2 separate regions of the Homo sapiens genome follow, and region 1 is linked to region 2. Evidence: chromatin loops called from intact Hi-C (ENCODE). Cell type or tissue: endothelial cell of umbilical vein. All regions are shown on one strand. Links, peaks and the distances in the headings refer to the core of each region. The heading gives the core; the rest is flanking DNA. Region 1 holds the start of LOC124902753 (a long non-coding RNA gene). Region 2 has its middle 15 kb from the start of POU2AF2.

Region 1 (11,407 bases), core at 2,494-7,493, 650 kb before region 2:
GTTCAAATTCAACATTAATTATACTCTATGAAATTTCCAATGTTAGATTATACTCTATGAAATTTCCAATGTTAGGCAGAGATTGGGATCATTAACTAGAACAATTCTACAAAGGGCAATATTGCTCTGGTGGGATGGTTAATTCTGCAGAATGGCATTTTATTTAACAGACAGCATGGACTTCATACATATCCATTATCAGTGCCTTGAAAACCAAACAACTTTAAAAGTTAGCAGCAGTTTCTGCAAGTACAAAAATACACATTTATTACATAACATATGGTAGTAAAATTTGTCAAGATATATTATACAAACTCAAAGCATTTTAGATAAAGCATCAGTCTAATATATTATAGATTGATGGAGTATAATAAAATGACATATAGTCTGTCTTCAAATCATACAATATAATACTTTACAGCAATATTAACAAACTATTCACATTAAGAATTACAGGAGTATCTAAGGGAACACAGATAGTAGGAATGGTTATTAAAAAACCTCAGCAACTATTTTCTTCTATGCTTCAAATTGGGTGAATGATTTTTTACCTGCTAACATGAAAAAAAAAAAAAAGGCAATTTCTTCCAGAAAGACACTCCAAGCCGTTAAGAGCTTCATTCACATCTTGCAGTTCTGACTGACAGTAGTATGCCCTAAGGGAAAGGGGAGTCCCTGCTGACTTTATATATTATACCAAAAAAGATGCATATGGACACTTAGAAGTCTTAATATGTAGGACTGGTTAGTTATAAAGTGAAATCGACTTCACATCTGTGACTCAGATGGCCAGTGTCACGAAGTAGCTCTTTGGATACAGAGTTCTAAAAGATCATTGTAATGGTTAGCGCAAACAGGGCCATGTCCCCAAGAGGTAGGTAGCACCTATAGCTAATACTGAAATAACTTCTTCTATCTTAGAGAAAATATTTTTTCCCCTATAACTGAAAATGCAACCTTTAGAACAAAAAAGAAAGAACATTTGATATGACCATTTTCTGGTGATTAATAAGACAAATAATTTGGAATAAGCTAGCTTGTGAGAGAAAGGTCCATCTGATGGTGAACTAAAGAGTTTAAATAAATGGGCTCAGAGCAACTTCTTATAGGTTAGTAGTTAATGTGAAAGAAGATGCACATCCATTTTTAGTGCCATCCCTGCATACTAGTTGGCAAGGCCTGATAATCTATTCCTAGGTGACGAGATGTACTGCTGCAACCTTTAAGTCAAGAAAGCAGAGAAAGAAAGGTCCATGGATATAAAATAAACCAATGGGGTATAAGCCATGAAACATTTGGGGCAAAAATATGGAACAACGTCTGGAAGCAAAACCCAAAGCAAATGGCTGTCTGAGAAGGCCTGGCAGCCACTTTGTTGGGTATTCTATTGTGGGACTCCTTATAACCGGCCAACCTCAATATTGCTCTCTCAATTGCCAAACTACAAAAATCAGAAAAGGGATGATTTATAAGTATGTTTTTCTGGCTGACTGTAATCTAAGAGGCAGGACTGTGCAGAAACATTTCAGCAAAGTGATGCCATGGTTTGATCACATTTTAACAGCATTTGTGTAATTGAGAAAGGACAGTTGTTGTGGTCTTTTCCTCCATATTGAGAGTGAACGCTGTCAGGAGGTCACCTTCTAAATAGAAGAAGTTGCATTTCTGAAGAATGTTCCTAGGCAGAGATACCTTTGAAAGGGTACTGAAATGGGCAGCCATTTTCTTCTTTCTCCTCACAACTCTGTTTCCTGAAGCCTTGCAAAGCACTTCAACATGAATGAAAAAACAAACCGACAAATACAACCAACAAAACTGATATCATGGTACCCATGGCTTTTGAGTCACTCTGTTTTTCTCCACTCTAGCTGTAGCAATGGGCTGGTTCTTGGAATGATTCTGTAAGGACACGTGATTAGTAAGATCCCACAAAAATGGCCACTGGCTTAGATTTAGGGAAAGATTTTATATGATGTTCTTCATTACTGGACACACTTAATGCTTTGATTAGTGGCATTTTTCTTGCCTACTTATTAAAAACATTCCATGGAATGTAGATGGTTTCTCTGTACCCTTCCCCTCTCTCCTCAGGCCCCTATTCCTCATTCCTGATATCTTGGTCTTCTCAGGACATCAATCTCACAGACTGTTCCCATAAGTGCTTCCTCTGCAGAAGATGCTTTCTCTAGCCCTCTGTTAGTATCTCTAAAACCACATGACAGGACCAATCCCAACCTTTAATAAGAAAAAGCCTCCCAAACACTTAGGTGACAAAATTTTTAGCATAAAGTATTTGTCAAGTAGTCTCAATAAAGAGAATTATTTCGTTGTCCTAAGTATTAGCAATGATAATCCTTATGCTACCTCTCCCAGGTATCTTATACAAAGGGGTCATAATAATTATTGTCTATTATTATTAACCCAGTTCCTGTTCTTGTGGACATCAGATTCTTACTATGCTTAAATGTCTTTGGTTAAATACCTGTCCTCAATGTCGCAGACCACTGTAGGCCCTGAGTCTGGGCTGGTCGCATCCTCTAGAGTCCAAGAGCTGGCTGAGGCTCTTTCCCAAGGCAGAGAACCAGAAGAGCTCTGACTACCAGGCTCTATTTCCTCATGTGACTTCATGCACAGCTTAAGTCTGCTCTCCACCAGGCTGAATGGAGAGCTACAGTGTCTCTCTGAGTCCTGGAAGGGAGAAGAACTACACCTTTGGGCTGACTGCACAGGGGACAGTCCTTCAGCTGCCCTTAAGGGCAAGTCTTTTTGTTCCTCTTGCAGTGAGTTGGCTTCTGGAACACCAGAAGCATGTGGGGGTGGCTCTAAGGGTCCTTTTGGAGAAGCTATTTTCTCTTCCTCTGGTCTGGCTGCCTTTGCTTTCTTTTTGAGGGACCAGTTTTTCAAACTGGCCACACCATTTCTCAACCATGTGCTGGGATGAAGAGTTACAGAATGCATTTGTGAATGCCACTCCATGGTGTCCTTCTTTGTATAGGCTGGGCGGCTGCAAGCCTGCCCTGATGAGGGACCGGGCATTCCGGAAACATGGCTGGCATTGCTAAAGTCAGGAGAAAGGTCTTCCCGTTTTCTCTGAGCCTGAAAAGTGCAATCTATTGGAGAGGAAGTCTCAGTGGGTGTAAACACAGAGTGTTCAGAAATCTGAGAAAAAGCACTGTCTTGGGAGCTTACTGATGAGCCGGATGGGGAAGTGCCTGGGGAGGATAAGCTGGAATAGCTGGTCCTTGGGCAAAGGTTTAATCTTGGGGGTAAAACCTTCTCAGTGTTTTGGTTTGTGGCACTACTCTTGCCCACCTCAATCCCCATGACTAAACTCTGATTAATGAGCTTCTGCCCCTCCATTTGCAAAGACTTATGCCGTTTGAGATAATCCTCCTCTCCATGCAAGAGACCAGCTTCACAGCTGGTTTTATGTTGTTTCTTTGAATAAATTCCCCTGAGATAGGTCAGCTTGCGGTTCTGGTCTTCTATGTTGGGCTCTGAGCAGCGCCGATGTGTCCTTGGACCCTTGAGGGCATCTGCTGTGTGTGGTGGGGAGTATCCAGATGTATTCACATCAAAGGGCTGGTTCTTGGAATGATCCTGTGAGGACATAGGACTATAAGATGCCACAGAAATGGCCACTGGCTTAGACTTAGGGAAAAGTTTCACGTGATTTCCTTCACTACCAGACAAGCTTTTCTTCTTAGTGTTTTGAGTAGTGGCATTTTTCTTGCTGACATCAGTGCCTGTGACTAAACTCTGTTTAAAACATGTCTTTCCTTCCTCCTGGAGGGGTTGATTCTGCTTCAGATAGTCTTCATCTTTTTGAGAAAGAATTGCATCACAGCTGGACTTGCGTAGCTTTTTCTGATAAAACTCCCTGAGGTAGGAAAGCTTTGAATCCAGATAGTCGATGCTGGGCTCTGAGCAACGCCGGTGTCGCCTCAGGCTTTTTGCAGCATTTGCTGCAGCTGTGGACAGGTAGCTGGGTGTGCACATGGCAGATGGGGCCCTGGCATGATCCCGCAGTGGGATCTTTGTGTACACTAAAATGTTCACCGGCTTGGATTCAAGAGGCCGTTTCATTTGAACATCTTCATCTTTAGAATGGGCCAAGTCAAAGTCGCTTAGGGTTAAAAGGCCTTCCACCTCGGGCTGGTCAAGATCATAGTCACTGAGGGTTAAGACAGAGTCCATGCTTCTGCTCCCCTGGCCAAGTTTCTTTACCAAGTCACTGCATGGTGCATCAACATCCTCATTTAGCTCATTTTCCAAGCTGTCATAGGAGGAGTCATTCAGTTGAAAGCAAGAAATATCTGTCAAAAAAATTAAACCATGATTAACATATTTACTTACCACAAATATACTCATGCTTCCTTAAGAACAAATTCTCTTTTCATGTGAAGTGTTCAAATTCCTACTCTCAAGAAAGAGAGAATCTTTCACAATCTCAATTGTTAGTGAAGAATAAAAATAAAATTGCTGGGGTATAGGAGATTTATCTCAGTTCCTGACGAATGGGCTTTCCTTAAGTAAGATTTTCTTAAAGCAATGAACATGTCATATGACCAAGAAATGGTAAAAAATATGAAGGAATTATTGCCTTCATGGTATAAGTATATCCAGATTCTGAGTAAGACTCTGCCTTCTAACAGATTGCTAGTGGTTATACATACTTAACACTAGTCTTGGGGAAACCATTTACTAACTCTAACAATGTCTCTTTTACAAAGTTCCTTAATATCCATTACCTTATTTAATCTTTACAACAACCATAAAAGTTAGACATTATTTTCATCCACATTTTAGAGATAAAGACAATGATGTTCAGTGGCATAGAATAATTGGCCAAAGATAACATATCTAGTAATTGATGGCACAAGGATTCATATTCTGAAGGCAGCTGTATGTCTTCGAATTCAGTGTTCCCCCACCTCAAATGATGCTAGTTGTTTCAAACTGTTTCATAGCACACTAGAATTCTGACGTGTCTGAGGGACCAGTACAAGGAAGGAGAGGACAAAAAAAAAAAAAAAAAACATTCATGCCTCTACTACCTCTGGGCTTTCTACACCAGTTTCAACCATAGCAGTTCTATTATATATATTAGGGTTATTCATAAAGTTAAAAAGCCCATCAAAAAACATCATACCACAGCATGCTGCCACTAACTTATTGAAGGCTGGAACCTAATCTCTATATAGTTCTTAATCCCACTACACTGTTAACATATGCTGACCTATTGGCAGGCCATCTAAGGAAGGATCAAAAAGCCCTGGGCCCCATTGACCTGGATCAGAGGCTCCTTTCACTTCAGCTGCTGTGGGCTCCAGGAAAACCCCTATCCCAGCACGTTTACAAACAACCATGTGTCTGTTTCTCACAAAAACCAATCCAATTATTCACAATACCTGAGGCATTCTCTCTAGTGTCACATCTCACTGAAACCTCTCTGAAGAGGGAAGTGATTTCTTCTCCAAATATCCTAAGGCAATTCTCAATCAGAAATTGTATAAGCAGGGAAACCTGTAAGAAAAAGGACAAACGAAGTATTACTTTTCATATTACATGTTTATAAATCACATTTCATATATAAATCCTGATTTTTAACAAAAACCACATCTACCCAGAGAAAAATTCATATCGGCTTTAAAAGTACATTAAACAGTTTCCCTAAAAAACTATGATACTTTTAAAAGTAGTTTGGGCATAGAAATGTAATCAGTGGACTAAAGTTATTATTTGTAGCCTTGGCTTAATGTTTTATACCAATGGCTCTGTCTGTAAAATTGGGTAAAGAAATATATTTTGTTATTAAAATTTATAAAGCATCATTAGACAAAGACTTATAAAAACTATTTCTTGTGTAAAGGGCAGGCTGTCATAAGCTTGGGAAGAGGGCTCATCTGCGAGTGCACTGTGAAGGAGAAAGACAGCTAGAAAGAAAACTTGTGTTCCTGACTAGTCTCTACCCAGTCATTTGGCTGACAGGTCTATCCATGTACTGCCACCTTCTGATAGGCTCCCTAACAAGAGGTGCTTGCAGGGAAAGGTAAGAGTTTACTAGGGAGCTTTGTGACTCCATTGAGAGGTACTGGAACCTTTCTGAAGTTCCCTTGCCCCAGTAGCTGAGGCCAAGGGGCAGGAGAAATGTTAAGAGCAAAGGGAACTGATATCCCCACACCCCTTATTAACTGTCAGGGACTACAGGAGTGTGATTTCAAGTAACTACTGTATTATCACCGACTCCATTTTATTTTTAGATGAGGACACTGTGGGTCAATGTAATTTTGCCCAAGACTGTACATCTGGCAAGGGGTGGAGCTGAGAATGGAAGCTTAGCTGTCCTAGTTCCAAAGTCCTTTTTTTCTTTTCATTTAAAAAATCTTATCAGCTGCTTTATCACTTTATGGTTTTAATCATGGTGTTTAGCCTCCTTAAAGGGAAAAGAGAAGTAACCCATCTGCTATCATTTTCTACTTAACAATTCACTTTCCTATAGTCTACCAGTAAAGTCAAATTTATAAGGATACGGTATATTTAAGTTATTTAAGAAATCATCTTTTAGAATACCCCAAATTTCAGTTTCAAAACGGGGACTCAGTCTCCCAGGGCATAAAAATGAAAAACTTCATTACCTTTTTTGTAAATTCGTTTTCTAGTTCTGGGCTGGAGGAAGCAGGAGGCCAAAGAATACTTGGAGCGACACACACAGCTAAATTAAATGCAGTCATCTGATTGGATGAGGAATGTTGCTCAATGTTGTGTAACACCCCAAAAAGATACCTTAGGAGAACAACATTGGCTCTCGGAAGCTGGTCTAATAGCCTAAAGACAGAAAAATTACTCTTTAAGCAAGACATTTCATTCAAAAACTTGTAAAGACAAGCAACTCTCACTTTGAATGGGGAAGAGGGAAATCAAGAACACAGTTCAGATATGCAAGAGTTTCAGTTAACATGGTACCATACAAAGTGAGGACTGCCTGTACAGAAAGAAAAAATAGGCATTGGGAATTTATTTTTTGTTTTTGTATATTGTCTTCACATCTCAAAGAAAATGTAAAAGAATGCAGAAAAATATTTCATTAAAAAAAATGCTGCCTGAAATATTTCCCTGAAACTAGCATAATGCAAACTTAGGCCAATCCTGTAACATTTCAGAATATTTTCAACCAAAAACAACAAAAAGCTTTCTGATAAAATTAAACAGCAATTTATAAAATGCTCATTTAAGTAGCAACACAGAAATGCTGTCTCTTGGTAAGAACCCAAACCTTAGCTATCAAGACGTCCAGGTCCATTTTGAGAGCTTATGTTCTGCTCCACCAACTTCCAAGGTCAATTTTGTCCTAAATCTGTTTCATTGTATCACTTTCACATATCAGTTGCTTATAGTAGATTTTCTGCTGTTCTCATGTTGTAATTGATAAGGGATTTGTAAATGATCAGTCAGCAAAAATGACTACTATTATCCCAAAAAGTACAAATATACTGATATTCATGACTGTTTTTTTTTTTTTCAATAGAAACCTGCAACCTAGGGAAAAGATGATAGTCTGACTGCTGCTTGCACAAATAGCAGGGAGGCCTTTCTTTAGTACAATGGACTGACAATGAGCATAGTTTTTGTAAGGGTAAGTTATGAAGGACTTTGAAATAGAACAAAAGATTACTGGGTGTATTCAATGGAAAATAAGGCATCTAGCATAAGCTTTTGGGTTTTCTGCTTCTATGGGGCCCTAAGATTTTTCACAATAAGAGCTATTTTACAACTCTGTGTAAGTTATAACTAACTGATAGCAGTGCATCTAATACTTGTCTAAAGATGTGAAAATTCTGGTGGAGAGAACTGATTGATCTGCATCCCTGCCCTGATAGAAGAGGTCAGTTTTGTTTGTATTTATTTGCAAATTCACTTTAGCATTTCTGATTCATATATATATATGTGAATATATAAATGAATATATATGTGAATGTAAAAATGAATATATGTGAATATATATATGAATATATATGTGAATATATGTGTATATGAATATATGAATATATGTGAATATATGAATATATATGTGAAAATATATATGAATATATGAATATGTATGTGAACATATATGTGAATATATGTGAATATATATGAATATATGAATATATGTGAACATATATGAATACATGAATATATGTGAATATATGAATATATGTGAATATATATGAATATATGTGAATGTATATATGAATATATACATATGATTTCAACTTTGAAATTTCCTTTGAACTGGTTGTAACATCTTACTAATCTTACTAGTTCCCTCATAAACGATTTAAACAAAATATTTCACGTGTTTATATTTGCATGAGAGTCATAATTTTACCTTTTTCCAAAAAAATCCTTTAACAGCTTATAGGATATATAGCAACACAGTTTAGAATTTGATGCTCACTATCTGAATGGTTTACGCCAAACTATAATGGAAGTGGAGGTGGTATTTTGTTAAACGGCCTTGGTTTCTGGTGTCTTCAGCAGCTGTACTATGTTCTACTGGTGAAAGTTGTAGATAATTCATATATGAAAGTTGCTTAAGAAAAAACAACTGTACTAAACAAGCAAATGCAAGTAAATAATATTGAGATTCTTGAGTATTCACAGAACTAGAAATACTGCTTTTTGTTAAGGGACATTTCTTTCTTACTCTCTTATAATGCAGGAAAAGTCCAGGAATGGGGTAGTGAGTTCTACCAGCAATTTCCCTTTGCATGAGTAGAGACAGTACATCCTTTGTGATCAGACGTCCTTTGCAACTCTGCTTTTCCTTTCCACTTTTCAAGGACTTAACTGTGTCTTTGCTGTGCTTCCACAACACTCTCCAAATCTCTCTTCTAGCACTGATTGTACTGCATTGTAATTCTTGATTTTTCTATCTACCTTACCAGACTGAGTTCCATGAGAAGACAGAATAAGTCATTTTCTCTGTATGACTTCAGTTGGTGAATGCAATATATGATGAGTTGTCTGGTTAAATATTTACAAAAATTAAGATCATAAACTGAAGATTGGGTGTATAGTATTAGCTAGTGGACTAATGGATTTCAGCTCCTATCAGATTCAGGTATATGGAAGGTGTACAATCTTCAAGTATTACAATGTTCAACTATAAGATTAAGAAGGAAAACAATGACAAACTAGCATACATCTATTTTTAAACTGGTCCACATGGATATGACTTTGATAGCTGTCATTATTTTAATAAATAATCTTATAAAATATTTTTAAAGTATTTTTGAGACATGACCAAATTAGAATAATTACCTTTGAACAGTATTTATTTTCTCTTCATCATTTCCTTGATCCATTACAGAGACCCAGTGATCATAGAGATCTGATGAAAAAATACTTCCTGGAATATTTCGCAGAAAATCCTTAAATAGATGGAAAAACAAATATTTCAAATAATTATCCTCATGCCAAATATGTATTAGAGAAAGTAGAAGACATTTTGTTGAAAAGTTCCCTTACGTACTCTCTTCTGTGAACTACACAGAGCTCTGCGCCAACTCTCCATTGACTTGGGGACACAGAAACATGTACTTTGATTTTCTTATAGCAAAGATCATTGGGATAACTGGAGTCTTCATTACGGTGGGAAAATAAAGGACAACTCATTTGGCTGAAACTTACTGTTTGCATATATTTTAGTGAACTAGTATGACATGACAAGGTCTGGCAGTAAACCATCCTAAATTCCTTTTCCCCTGTCCCTTAGACAGCTAGTTCAAGGAAATGTACCAAGGTATCTATGAGGTTCATTGTCTGGTAGTCATTCATTGAATCATTCTACATGCATTTATTCATATGTGCCAAGCACTATTTAAGTTGCTAGGGATAGAGAAGTGACTAAAACAAAGTCTCTGTTATCTTGGAACTTTATATTCCAGTGTTATTAGTGCAAAATTGCATCAAGAGGTACTTAAGGTTTCTCCCTGTATTCCCTGTAGAAAGGCTCTCATATATTTGGAGAGAGAGAGCATTTCAGGTGATGGCTGGGTTCTAGAAATTTAGGCAGCACACTCATGCCTGATGTATGCTAAATAACATGTCCACAGGATATTATCCTTTTCTAGGAGACCCTATTCTACTGAGACCACTGGCAGGGCTGAGTGTGGTAAGGCTGAACTATGACACAAACAGGATATGACCAAGTATGTTTGTTGTTTAGCTTTTGTTGTTTGGCTTTTGTTTACAAAAAGCTTAAAAATAACAAAATTTGGTTCTTGTCCTGGTCCTACAGAGTTGATTCTAGGCCAACTGTCTCTCTTGCTTTTGGTATGGCATTACCAAGGTCAAGCTTGCAGTCTGATCTCCACCTTAGTAAACTTTAGGCAGAGTAAACTCAATATCGTGTTTAAGTACCATACACATGGTTGGCTACCCTCTTGCAATTTCATGCTTGCAACATGAGGACAGGTGAAAGTCTGCAATTGGGCAATTTTACCTCTTGCTAAACCAAATAAATAATTTTATCTATGTGCCTTATTGAAGGCAACACACAACTTGCTACTTAGATATCATGTTTATAACAGTAATATAGAAGCTGTGATAACTTATTGTTACAATCAGCTGATTATGTGGGCATCTTCCCCACTTGCTTATGAGCTCCTCCAGGGTAGGGACAGACCCTTCTTTGTACATGTCAATGCCAAGCACAGTCCTAGCCATAGTAGAGGACATTAGTGAACTGCTGCTAAATTGCATATGGCCAAATATTAATGGGAGCCAAGAGAAGGCCAATCAACTGTAACTGAGATTTTAAGATAATTTGAAAAGCCTCTTTGTAGTCATGTCACTTTATTACTATCCTTTTTTTTTTAGAATGTTTAACAAGAAGGAAGAATGACTAATTCAAAGTCTTCTTCTGTTCTATTATATCTTCTAGCAGAAATGTACCTGCATGCTTGTGATTCAGGTATATCATTACAAAAGTTACCTCTTTTTGGGTAAAGTGATTGAATTTTCATAATTCCAAACTAATTTTAGCTGCTGTACCCACTTTAGAAGTTAGATTTAGAAGAAGCAAAATCTGTTATTTCAAAATGTGGTAGGGACAATAGCTCTCTTTTTAAATCTCAGTGGAAAACATACTTATGATCTGTCTTGAAGAAAAACATCATTAACATCTTAAACCTACACTTGAAAGATAATAACTCGTAACATCTCAATGAACTCTCCCACAGCTGGAATAACAAGTTACGAAATACCACCATCATCACAGCTGAGAAGGATGTGAGAGCCGATTCTGCACTGCAATCACCAGCTCACAGCACTTAGTTGAATGTCTCCTCTCCTCCAAAACCAGAGCCAAGGCCATCAGCAGAACCCTCAAAGTCATCTGAGATGAGATACTGCAGGATTA
Region 2 (11,407 bases), core at 2,295-7,294:
ACGAAGCCAGAGTTATCACAGTTCCAGACATCAAAATATACTACAAAGCTGTAGTAACCAAAACAGCATGGTGCTGACATAAAAACAGGCACATAGACTGATGGAACAGAACAGAGAACCCAGAAAGTAATCCACATATCTGAAGCCAAATGATTTTTGACAAAGGTGCCAAGAACACTCATTGGGGAGAAGATAGTCTTTTCAATAAATGGTGCTGGGAAAACTGGATATCCATATCCAAAAGAATGAAACTAGACTCCCCACATGTCACCCTTTACAAAAATCAACTCCAAATGGATCAAAGACCTAAATGTAAGACCTGAAACAATAAAATTACTAGAAGAAAACATAGCACAAATGCTTCAAGACTTTCATCTGAGAAAAGATTTTATGAATAAGACCTCAAAAGCAAAGATAACAAAAGCAAAAATAAACAAATGGGATTATAGCAAACTAAAAAGCTCTGCACAGCAAAGGAAATAATCAATACAGTTAAAAGACAACCTACAGAATGGGAGAAAATATTTGCAAATTCCTTATCCAAAAGGGGATTAATCTCCAGAATCTATGAAGAACTGAAATATCTTCTTAGCAAAAAAAAATCCAATGGATCTGAAGAGACATTTCTCAAAAGAAGATATACAAATAGCTGAAAAATATATGAAAAAAATGTTCAGCATTACTAATCATCAGGGAAATTCAGAGCAAAACCACAGTTATCGCTATTATCAAAAAGATGAAAAGTAACAAATGCTGATGAGGATGCAGAGAAAGGGGAATTTTTATATACTGTTGGTGGGAATGCCAACTAGTACAGCCACTATGCAGAACAGGATGGAGGTTCCTAACTACAAATAGAACTACCATATGGTCTCACAATCACACTGCTGGGAATTTATCCAAAGGAAAAGAAATCATTATATTGGAGAGACATCTGCACCCCCATGCTTATTGCAGCCCTATTCACAGTAGTCGAGATATGGAACCAAGCTTGGTGTCCAACAACAGATGTGTGGACAAAGAAAATGTGATATATGTACACCATAGAATATTATTCGGCATTAGAAGACAATGAAATCCTGTCATTTGGGGCAACATGGATGGAATTAGAGGACATTATGTTAAGTGAAGTAAGCCAGAAACAGAAAGTTAAATACCTCATGTTCTCACTCATGTGAAAGCAGAAAAAAGCTTATCTCCTAGAAGTAAAAAGTAGAACAGAGGATACTAGAGGCTGGGAAGGGTAGGAGGAAGGAAGAGATAGGAGAGATTTTTTTAAAGGATACAAAATTACAGCTAGATAGGAGGAATCAGTTCTAGCTTTCTACACCACTGTAGGATAACTGTAGTTAATAAAGTAGAGTTTCAAAGAGCTAGAAGGAGGAAATTGAATATTCCCAACACAAACAAATAGTAAATGTTTAAGATGAACATGCTGATTACCTTGATCTGATCACATTATGTATATTGAAACATCAATATGTACTTCATGAATATGTAGAATTATTATTAGTTGATTAAAAATATGTAATTACATTTTTAAAAAGCAGTGTGGAAGAGAAATCAAGGCCTCAGATATTGTGAAGCAGAGGTAGGCTACCCACATCCACACTGGGCCTTGTCCAAATTTGTGAACCAGAGAATCTGTGAGCAAAGTAAGATGGTGTTTGTTTTACTCTACTAAGTTTGGAGTGGTTTGTTATGACTTGGAGGTTGTTGTTTGTGTATGACAGCTGGAACTGTGGTTGCCACCTGGGGACCTTGAGGTAGCGAGAGTAAGAATCAGCCAACGGAATTGGAAAGGACCTTATTCCCCAGTGACATTATTGAATAAATTAATTGACCAGTCCAAGAACTGCTCTGCCTACTGACCTTTTATTATATGTGATTATAAAGTCATTTTTGTTTTGGTCACTTGGGGGAAAAAAACTACTCCAATTAAAACTTTAATCTCAAACTTGATTAACACGTCATGTCCTCTCCTCCTGTGAGTACGGTTTGTTTAAGCTAAGACTTGGGCGTAAAGGCTCGGAGGTGCTTCCTCCACCCACTCTTCAAGGCCTGCTTTCTTCAGTTGGTCAGCAGGAAGGAGGCAGAGGGCTGGAAGGAGGTGTCTCTTACAACTGACTGCTATGGTTCCTCTCCCCATAGGTTACTCTGCTTCTCAGGGAAGCATGGACAAGCTCTAAACACCTTCAATGTGGTTGGTGTTCAAATCCCTGCTCTTTCAAGGAGCCCATGTGAGAGTTCTCCTCAGGGCTCCCAGGCCCCAGCATAGTACACTTCCCTGACCCAGGAGACTTGTCTCTGGTCCTACCTCTCAGCTCCCCATAGCTTCCACCTCTAGGGGTACTTGTGACAGCACCATGACAACTCATTGCCAGAGTCCCCTTCTCATCTGGAAGCTTTTTTTTTTTTTTTTTTTTTGAGATGGAGTCTCACTCTGTTGCCCAGGCTGGGTGCAGTGGCATGACCTCGGCTCACTGCAGCCTCCACCTGCTGGGCTCAAGCAATTATCCTGCCTCATCCTCCTGAATAGCTGGGACTACAGGCGCACGCCACCATACCTGGCTAATCTTTTGTGTTTTTAGTAGAGACGGGGTTTCACCATGCTGGTCAGGCTAGTCTCGAACTCCTGACTTCGTGATCCGCCCACCTTGGCCTCCCAAAGTGCTAGGATTACAGGTGTGAGCCACCGCACCCAGCCAGAAGCTATCTGAAGTGGCTCAAGCTACCTTCCCCTGTGACCTCTAGGCCCATGGGTGACATGTTCATACTTGCCTTGGTCACACCCCCACCCTGCCCTGCCATCTCTCAGTTCTCTTTCTCCTGCTTAGTGGGGCCCAGAGCAGATCAGCAAGTCATCCAACTGGGGGCCAAGATGTCAGCCTCCCTTTCCAAGGCACCTCTAATTTCTACAAGTAATTTTCTTGGAGCCTCGCCTCACTGGGCTGGCTGGGGGTGAGAGGGTGGGGATATAAATTTCACCTCAGGGGGAAGAGAAGAAATAATTTCTCAACACAAATGCCTCACACTCATGGCTTTCTTCCCCATTCCTCCTTCTTCACACAATCCCATCCTAGTTGATTCCTGCTGCTGTAACAAACTATCTTAGACTTAGACTAGGTAATTTACAAAGAAATTTATTTCTTACAGTTCTGGAGGCTGGGAAGTCCAAAATCAAGGCACCAGCATTTGGTGTCTGGTGAGGGACTTCTTACTCCATCTTCACATGGCAGAAGGGGCAGTGTGTCCTCATATGGCATAAGGCAGAAGGGCAAAAAGAGCTGAGTTAGTTCCCTTGAACCCTTTCACGAGGGCCCTAATCTCATTTCCGAGAGTGGAGCCCTCGTGGCCTAATCACCTCTGAGAGGCCCCACCTCTTGATACTATCACATTGGGTCTTAGGTTCCATCATAATGAATTTTGGGGGAACACACAGATTCAAACCATAGCACCCCCTTCCTAGTTTTCTTATGTAGACTTGCGAGAGGGATACAAGTGGCTAATGGTAGAAGGAGCTACTCGTTACCTCCTAACCAGTCTGGGTGGGGGTGGCTTCCAGGGACCTCCAGGGCTTGGTGGGTCTCCTTACAATGGAAGATAGTTCACACCTCTTGTTTCCAGCTATGGCCCTAGTGCCCATTTAGGGATATCAGGAGAAGGACCACTCAACATCCTTCAGCAGCCTTCAACAAAAAATGGGCAAGCTTTAATAAAAGAAAAAAAAAAACAAAATATTTTCACCACAGAATCCAAGGCACAAATCTGTTTGTCAGGGATGAGTGAGACTATGTATATCTTTTGTGTGTAGACACAGAAATCCTCTCCTGACCAAAAGGTTCAGCTCCTGCGTGAGCCGGTCAGGAAGAAAGGGCTAGTTCTCCAGCTGAGGAAATCAAACAGCTGTTTAGCGGCAGGGAACGGCTCCCAAGGCTTCAAGACCCTGACACCTGAGGGGGATCATCTCAAAAATCCTCAGCTCGTGGAAGATTTTATTTTCCCCATTATCCAGTCCTCACTTACCCCCAACAGTCAGTCAAGAAGCCACTAACTGGAGGACAAATTGGAAGGACATAAAGCACAAACAGTTCAGAGAAGTCGGAGAGGCCAAGAGTTGTTATCAATAGAGTAGAGGTTATTCTCTTAGTGATTTTCAGAGTAAGCCCCTAAGAAGATGGGAATTTCATTTTAAACTTAATAAAGAATAGAGGACTACTGTATCCAGGGGGCTGACTGTGTTCTCTCCCTTCACAGCTCCGTGCATCCAATAGTTGGCCAGTGAACCAATGACTTTGCAGTCCCTACTGTTTGCAATGTGGAGACAGACAGGAGAGCCGGTTCCCACCCCTAGACTGCTGGGAGGGAAGACACGCACTCCAGTAACAATGCCCAGCAGATACAAAGCATATTGGCACAGTACCTGGCTATAAGAATCACTGAATAAATGATTTTATACCAAACTGATTTCAAAGGTTTTATATCAGAGTACCCAGAAATGTAAACCAGAACAAAAGTGCCAAGTTAGATGCACAATGGTTACAAGGGAAGGGAGTGCCGAGAGCAAGCTGATTGTGGGCAGGATGTGGGGGGCGGGGCAGCCAACTTTGAGTTGGAACGCTGGAGTTACAGTGTAGGGGTTCTGCCTCCCACAGAAAAAAATTCAAGGCCAGGGGAGCAGATTACCAATCTTGTGTCAGCTTTGTGGTCAGAAGGAGAAGTAGCGTTCTCTCAGTCCTGGAAGGAGGAGGCATACCAAGAATCCTTCTTAGAAGACTAGAAAAGATGTGGGCTCGTATTTTATCGTGAGGGCCAGGAAGATGGCAAATGGAGCCTACCAAGGACCAAAGTTTGCTTGGTTTCATCTAGTGTCTAACTGGATCAAATAAATCTAGTGCTAATAAATAACAGCTACATCATTACAATGGAACAATCCTGAGACAGGCCAATGTCTTTCTCCCCATTTCTCAGATGAGGAAACTGAGGCACAGAGAAGCTATGTGACTCGCCCATGTTTACATCATTTGTAAGTGGAGCCGGGATTCAAACCTGGCCCTATAGATTCAGAGCCTGTGCCCTTAACCACATGGCTTTCCCACCTGTGGTAAACTAGAGAGTTCTGCATGCCCAGACCACTCAGAGAAAGAGGCACCTCCTCTATGTGCCATGCTATGTAGTGATCCACAGCAAAGCGTAGGGGAAAGAATTGGAGGGATAGGCAGGGAAGGTCGGGAAATGGATTCCTTCTCTGCAACCAGTCATGGAAGGAGCATTTCAGGTTGATGTCCGCGATTTTCAGGAAGAAAAGAGTACCTTCCTTCCAGGTCACTGCAGTTCCCAAAAAAATCCTCGCTCTTGCCCAGCTGCCGGGGCAAGCCCTTTTGGCGAGCTGCGGATAGGGTTGAGGCACCACCTAGTGGCTTAAACTGAAAATACTCCCAAATGAATGTCCCTGGTGAAAGGAGGCAAGAGGGGAAATCGTGATCGCCCAAGGCAGGAAAAGGGAATCGAAAGCAAAAACTACTCATGCTCAAAGCCTCCTTTCTGCATTCCCCTCTAGCCTACAGCTACGCATCATTAAAAGATGTCCTTTTTATGCCAGCCTGGTCAAGAACTATTATGTTGTTGTTCGGGTTTTTTTGTTTTTGTTTGTTTGTTTTGTTTTGAGACGGAGTTTCGCTCTTGTTGCCAAGGCTGGAGTGCAATGGCCCGATCTGGGCTCACTGCAACCTCCGCCTCCCGGGTTCAAGCGATTCTCCTGCCTCAGCTTCCCGAGTAGCTGGGACTATAGGCTCGTGCCACCACATCTGACCAATGTTTGTATTTTTAGTAGAGACGGGGTTTCGCCATGTTGGCCAGGGGTCTCGAACTCCCGACCTCAGGTGATCCGCCCACCTCAGCCTTTCAAAGTGCTGAGATTACAGGCGTCAGCCACCGCGCCCGGCCAGGGTCAAGAACTTTTATGTGAGGGAGGTTAGTAGGTCAGGTCAATGGATTTCAACACCCCCAAAAGAACTGTAGTCTAGATTAGGCATGTGAATAAGGAGAGTTAGGGAAAGGAGGGCAGATAGGAGATTCAGTCTGAGGGGAGAGGTTTAAATACAGCTTCTAGAACTCTGAGCAATGTTCATACATTGGTGTCAGGTGCAGATGAGGCTGTCAACTGGTGAAGTCAATTCAGGATGGTTGATAAGAAGGGTTTGTGCCAGGGTCCAACCTCAGGAAACTAGGCAGCTGATTGGGCTCCCTCACTCCACCTCTAGAAACCTGGGGAGATGGGGAAATTTCAAGCATTCAAAGGATCAGACAGGAGAGGTGGAAAACAGACAAAATCAGATTCAGGAAGTGGCCAAGTTTAGTGTCAATTTATGCCAGGTTGAATGATGGTCAGTCTGTACAGATTTGGTCCCAAGTCTGTTCAGGTTAGCAGCGTGCAAGGTGTGATGGAACCCTTGACCCTGCAGGCATTGATATTCTGTTATGTTTTCTAAGAATGATACTCTAGATGTTTCTCTCTGCCCCTGGGCTTTGTTACATCTGCTCTCCAGGCACCCCAGCCCCAGCAACCCCTCAGTATTCAGACCAAGGCAGAGGATGGCATTTCTTCTATTTGACCATCAAGGACTTGCCCTTCGGGCATATCAGGACTGACACTGCAACTCACTCCTTCACCTTTCCTTTAGCCTCTGTAACTCAGCTCCCTAAAGTTTCAGGCTCCCCTGCCCCGTTCTCTCTTTTCTATTTTGACTCACCTTTATTTTCACTTTTTAATGTTGACTCTATCCTTGAGTGAAGTGTGACTTCACCTTTTGTTCTAAGCTGAGCTCAGGGCTCAGTCTCACTAGCGGTCAGATGGTTTTGCTGGTCAGAGTCGTGTCAGGAGCCTCTCCACTTGATCTCAGATTCCTGCCACAGCTGCCAGACTGCTGTTTCTCCTTATTGCAAAAGCTCAGGCCATTGAAGAGCTCCCTAAACTTATGTAGGCTAAAGGGATCTCCCTTGGGTCTTTATTTATTTATCATACAGAACTGATCATCCCCAGGGATCAATGAATGAATGAGCCTTCCTATGTCTATATTAGTGATGTATTTATGTCATAACATACTTAACATAGTCGTGTTTCCAATTGTATATGCCTGAAAGGCTAAACTGCTGTAACAGGCCCTGAGTTACAGTGTCTTCAAAATAAAGTTTATTTATCTCTCATGTTACAGTTCAGAAAAATATCAAGCTATTTTTCTGGACTCAGTCATTCAGTGACTCTTCCATTTTATTTCCTCACCACCTTTCAGAGAATTTCCCTATGTTCAGTAAATATTTGAGCACTTACTATTTAAAAGGTTCTGGGTCACATTTTACAGGAGATAGGTAGTTCAGCCTTCTCAGAACTCAAGATCTAATGGGAACACAAAGCAAGTAAAGGAATAAGTACAGTTGAGAGAAGAAAAACAAATACAATAGAGAGATCTGCAGGGATCAAATGAGGAAGGAATCACCTTCAGTTCAGGGACAACAGGAAAGTCTTCACAGAGGACATGTGTATAAGATAAGATTTGAAGGATAAATAAAATTTTAGTAAACAACAGAAGAAAATGTTACCAGTGGAGAAAACAGTATGAACCAAAGTTTGAGGATTAAAATATATATAGAAATGCTCCTAAATGTCCATCAATGATAAATTGGATAAAGAAAATGTGGTACATTGGTTTCACCGTGTTGGCCAGGATGGTCTCGATCTCTTGGCCTCACGGTCCGCCCACCTTGGCCTTCCAAGGTGCTGGGATTGCAGGCATGAGCCACTGTGCCTGGCCTTCATTTTTTCTTTGAGTCAGGATCTCACTCTATCACCTAGTCTGGTGTGCAGTGGTGCAATCATGGTTCACTGCAGCAAACTCCTAGGCTCAGGGAATCCTCCTGCCTCAGCCTCCCAAGTAGCTGGGACTACAGGCACATGCCACCATATCTGGCTAATTGGTTTTTATTTTTTGTAGAAATGGGGTCTCACTATGTTGCCTAGGCTGATCTCAAACTCATGGCCTTAAACAATGCTCCTGCCTCTGCCTCTTGAGTTTCTTGGATTACAGGCGTGAGCCACTGCACACAGATATGGTTGTTATCTTTATTATACTGATGCTTTCATGGGTATATGTCAAAACTTAGCAAATTGTACACTTTAAGTGTGCAATTAATTGTATGTCAACTATACCTCAATGAAGGTATTCAAAAAACTGCACACACAAAAAAAGAAAGTGTGGTACATATACACCATGGAATACTATGCAGCCATAAAAAGGAACAAGATCATGTCCTTTGCAGGAACATGGATGGAGCTGGAAGCCATTATCTTCAACAAACTAAAGCAGGAACAGAAAACCAAACACCACATGTTCTCACTTATAAGTGGGAGCAGAATGATGAGAACGCATGGACACATGGTGGGAACAACACACACTGGGGCCTGTCGGAGGGAGTGGGAGGAGGGAGAGCATCATAAATAATAGCTAATGGATGCTGGGCTTGATACCTAGGTGATGGGATGAGCTGTGCAGCAAACCACCATGGCACACGTTTACCTGTCTAACAAACCTGCACACCCTGCATGTGTACCCCTGAATTTAAAATAAAAGTTGGAAATCTAATAAATAAATAATAATTTTACCAAAAAAATTTAGGAAGAAATGAGGATAACAGAATAAGGCATAAGGAGAATACAGTTTTGAGAGAAGTTAGAGCCTCATTGTGGAGGACTTGGATGACAGGTGAGGAACCAGTTCTTCACTGGTGGGCCAGGGGCAGTCATCTGAGATTTGTAGTTGGGGAGGAAATGATCAGAGCTCTAACATTAATTGAGATGGACTAAAATGGAGATGCTGAGCACGGGAAAACTAACAGAAAACTACCGTAAGTCAAGGAGGACACAGCACAGACTGGATTCAGGTCGTAGGTTCAGAGAAGGGGCCTGAAGAGAAACCCACGATGAAGGCAAGACCGACAGCTGTGGAATGCTGGAAATGAAAGGGGGAAATAAAGCATAACTCAGAGTTTTCAAGGTTTATACACTCAAAAAATGGTGATGCTACTAACTGAGATATGGAAGTCAGAGCATGATCTGAGGTTGGGTGAGGGTAGGAGGGTGAAGAGTTCAGTTCCAAACATTAAGTTTAAATTCCTAGCAGACTCAGACACAGCTTTCTAGAAGCAGCTCAAAATGTATATCTGAAGCTGAGAAGGTAAAGTTGTTTCTTGTATAAGATATGGATTTAAAAGTAGTCTGTAGGGAAAGAGACATGAAGAGGAAAGAGGTCGCCAAGAAAGAGAACATAGAGCAAGGGGCTGGCGGAACATTAGAAAACTCACACGCCTTAATTGTAGGGGAAGAAGCTTCAGGGAAAGAAGAAGGAAGAAGACATATCTGAAAAGCTAAAAAACCAGGAGTGTGCAGTGTCCTGGGAGATAAAAAGAATTCTCAACAAGGTCCAACTATATCAGAAACAAAGAGAACTGATGAGGCAGATGGAGGAAAAAATATTGAATTTGATAAGTAGTTTGTAAGTTACAACTTTTAGGATGGTAGTTTGGTACGCTGAGAGGGATAAAAACGAACAAATTAAACAGTGGTTTAGGGAAGTTAGGAAACAAATATGGAAATTTAGGAAAGGAGCAACAAAATAAAACAAAAGGAAGTAGAAGTGAAGGATTAATAAAGCACAGATTAATGAATTAGAAAATAACACTAATAAATACAAAAGCTGTATTTAAAAAAATGAACTATTAGCTAACCTAGTTTTAAAAAGAAAGCACAACATACATAAGAAGAAATAAGTGGCCAGGCACAGTGGCTCATGCCTATAATCCCAGCACTTTGGGAGGCCAAGGCAAGTGGATCACCTGAGGTCAGGAGTTTGAGACCAGCCTGGCCAACTTGGTGAAACCCCATCTCTACTAAAAATACAAAATTAGCCAGGTGTGGTGGCGTACACCTGTAATCCCAGCTACTCAGGAGGCTGAGATAGGAGAATTGCTTGAACCCAGGAGGCAGAGGGTGCAGTGAGCAGAGATCACACCACTGCACTCCAGCCTGAGAGAGACAGAGTGAGACTCCATCCAAAAAAAAAAAGGAAGGAAGGAAGGAGAAATAAGTGAGACACCCCAACACATAAATAAGAAACTAAAGGAATCATAATAGGCTACTTTGTTCAACTCTACACAAATGAATCTGAAAATCCAGATTAAAAGCATAATTTTCTATGGCTATATAATCACCAATAATATCCTCAGATGGTATAATGTATATTTTGAAAACACAATATAAATTACTGTAAAACTACTAGAAACAATAAGATATTCCATACCATAAAGGAATGACAAACTAATATACAGAAATCAACCACTTTCATATACATAAACAATGAGCGAGAGTATAATAGAAGAAAAGACTCAATTTTTAATATAAACAAATAGACAAAATCACTATAATTGATAAGATGTGTAAAACATACAAATAAAATTTAAGAACTATGAAAAGATACAAAATAATATTATTGGAACATATTAAAAATCACTAATTTGCAAATATAACATGTACCCAATTAATAAATATACCAGAAGAGTTGTTTTCTCCTTATTTCTCTTCTCTATCCTTCTTTTTCCTTTTTTTTTTTGGACTAAACAGTTTAATTCTAAAGTTCATATGAATAATTAAATAAATTATGGGAATAGCTAGGAAAACTCGGGGAAAGAATAATGAAGAGGAGTGACTAGCCCTACCAAATATTAAAATATTAAATCTCAGGGGTTCAGTGATGTCATTTGGGTCCATAAATAGACTAAGGGAACAGAAGACAAAGTCAAGATATACACGGAAATATATGTGTGAATTGGGATTATGATATAAGCGACATCTCAATCAGGGTGAGAAACATAAAGTATTCAAAAAATAGTTTTGTTGTCTGGGTTCCAGTGGGATGTAAGAGTTAAATATTTTTTAGAATAATAATAAAAATACTAAAGGAAAACAAAGGAGAATTCCTTTATAAACCTGGCATGAAAAAGACTTTACTTATTTCGACCCCATAAATAGAAGCCCTGGAGAAAAGACTGATATATTCAGCTAAGTAAAAATAAAAACTTCTGTACAAAATAAAAAACTATGAATATTAGACATAAGCAACATCAAAAGATAAATGGCAAACTAGGGGGAGTTATTTGCAACTCCTATTACAGAGCCTTAATTTATAACATCCTCCTAGAATTTGATAAGACAAAAACCAGTCAACCCAATATAAAAGTAAACAGATCACAGGAGAGGATATAAATGTATGAAAAGATGTTTGAACTCACTCCTAATAGGAGAAATGCAAAGTGAAACTACACTGAGAGCGTTTATTACTTTTAGATTGGCAAAGGT

Evidence for each region. Hi-C counts contacts between places; a loop is a spot of excess contacts. Peaks named below come from ENCODE experiments on the same cell type or tissue, not always from the same donor. Only the 100,000 strongest peaks of a DNase experiment are listed, where the experiment ranks them.
Region 1: it touches region 2 in a loop (2.9-fold over the local background); 3 of 110 quality-filtered maps call a loop at or near these places.

What each region holds. Positions count from the first base shown.
Region 1 is chr11:110,576,910-110,588,316 of GRCh38, forward strand. ARHGAP20 (Rho GTPase activating protein 20) reads right to left here. Exons shown (of 15, transcript NM_001384657.1): 12 at 9,307-9,416; 13 at 6,639-6,828; 14 at 5,412-5,526; 15 at 134-4,316. The coding sequence ends at 2,461. It overlaps LOC124902753 (a long non-coding RNA gene), which reads left to right and starts at 6,824. Exons shown (of 2, transcript XR_007062888.1): 1 at 6,824-7,636; 2 at 11,229-11,407. In endothelial cell of umbilical vein, for the core only: no CTCF peak of the experiment used is centred there; no DNase peak of the experiment used is centred there.
Region 2 is chr11:111,225,162-111,236,568 of GRCh38, forward strand. No RefSeq gene overlaps it. Among named protein-coding and RNA genes, the nearest start is that of POU2AF2, 15 kb to the right of the region's middle. In endothelial cell of umbilical vein, for the core only: a CTCF peak has its summit at 5,394 (motif pointing left); a DNase peak (open chromatin) is centred at 5,430; H3K4me3 peaks cover 657 bases; H3K27me3 peaks cover 146 bases.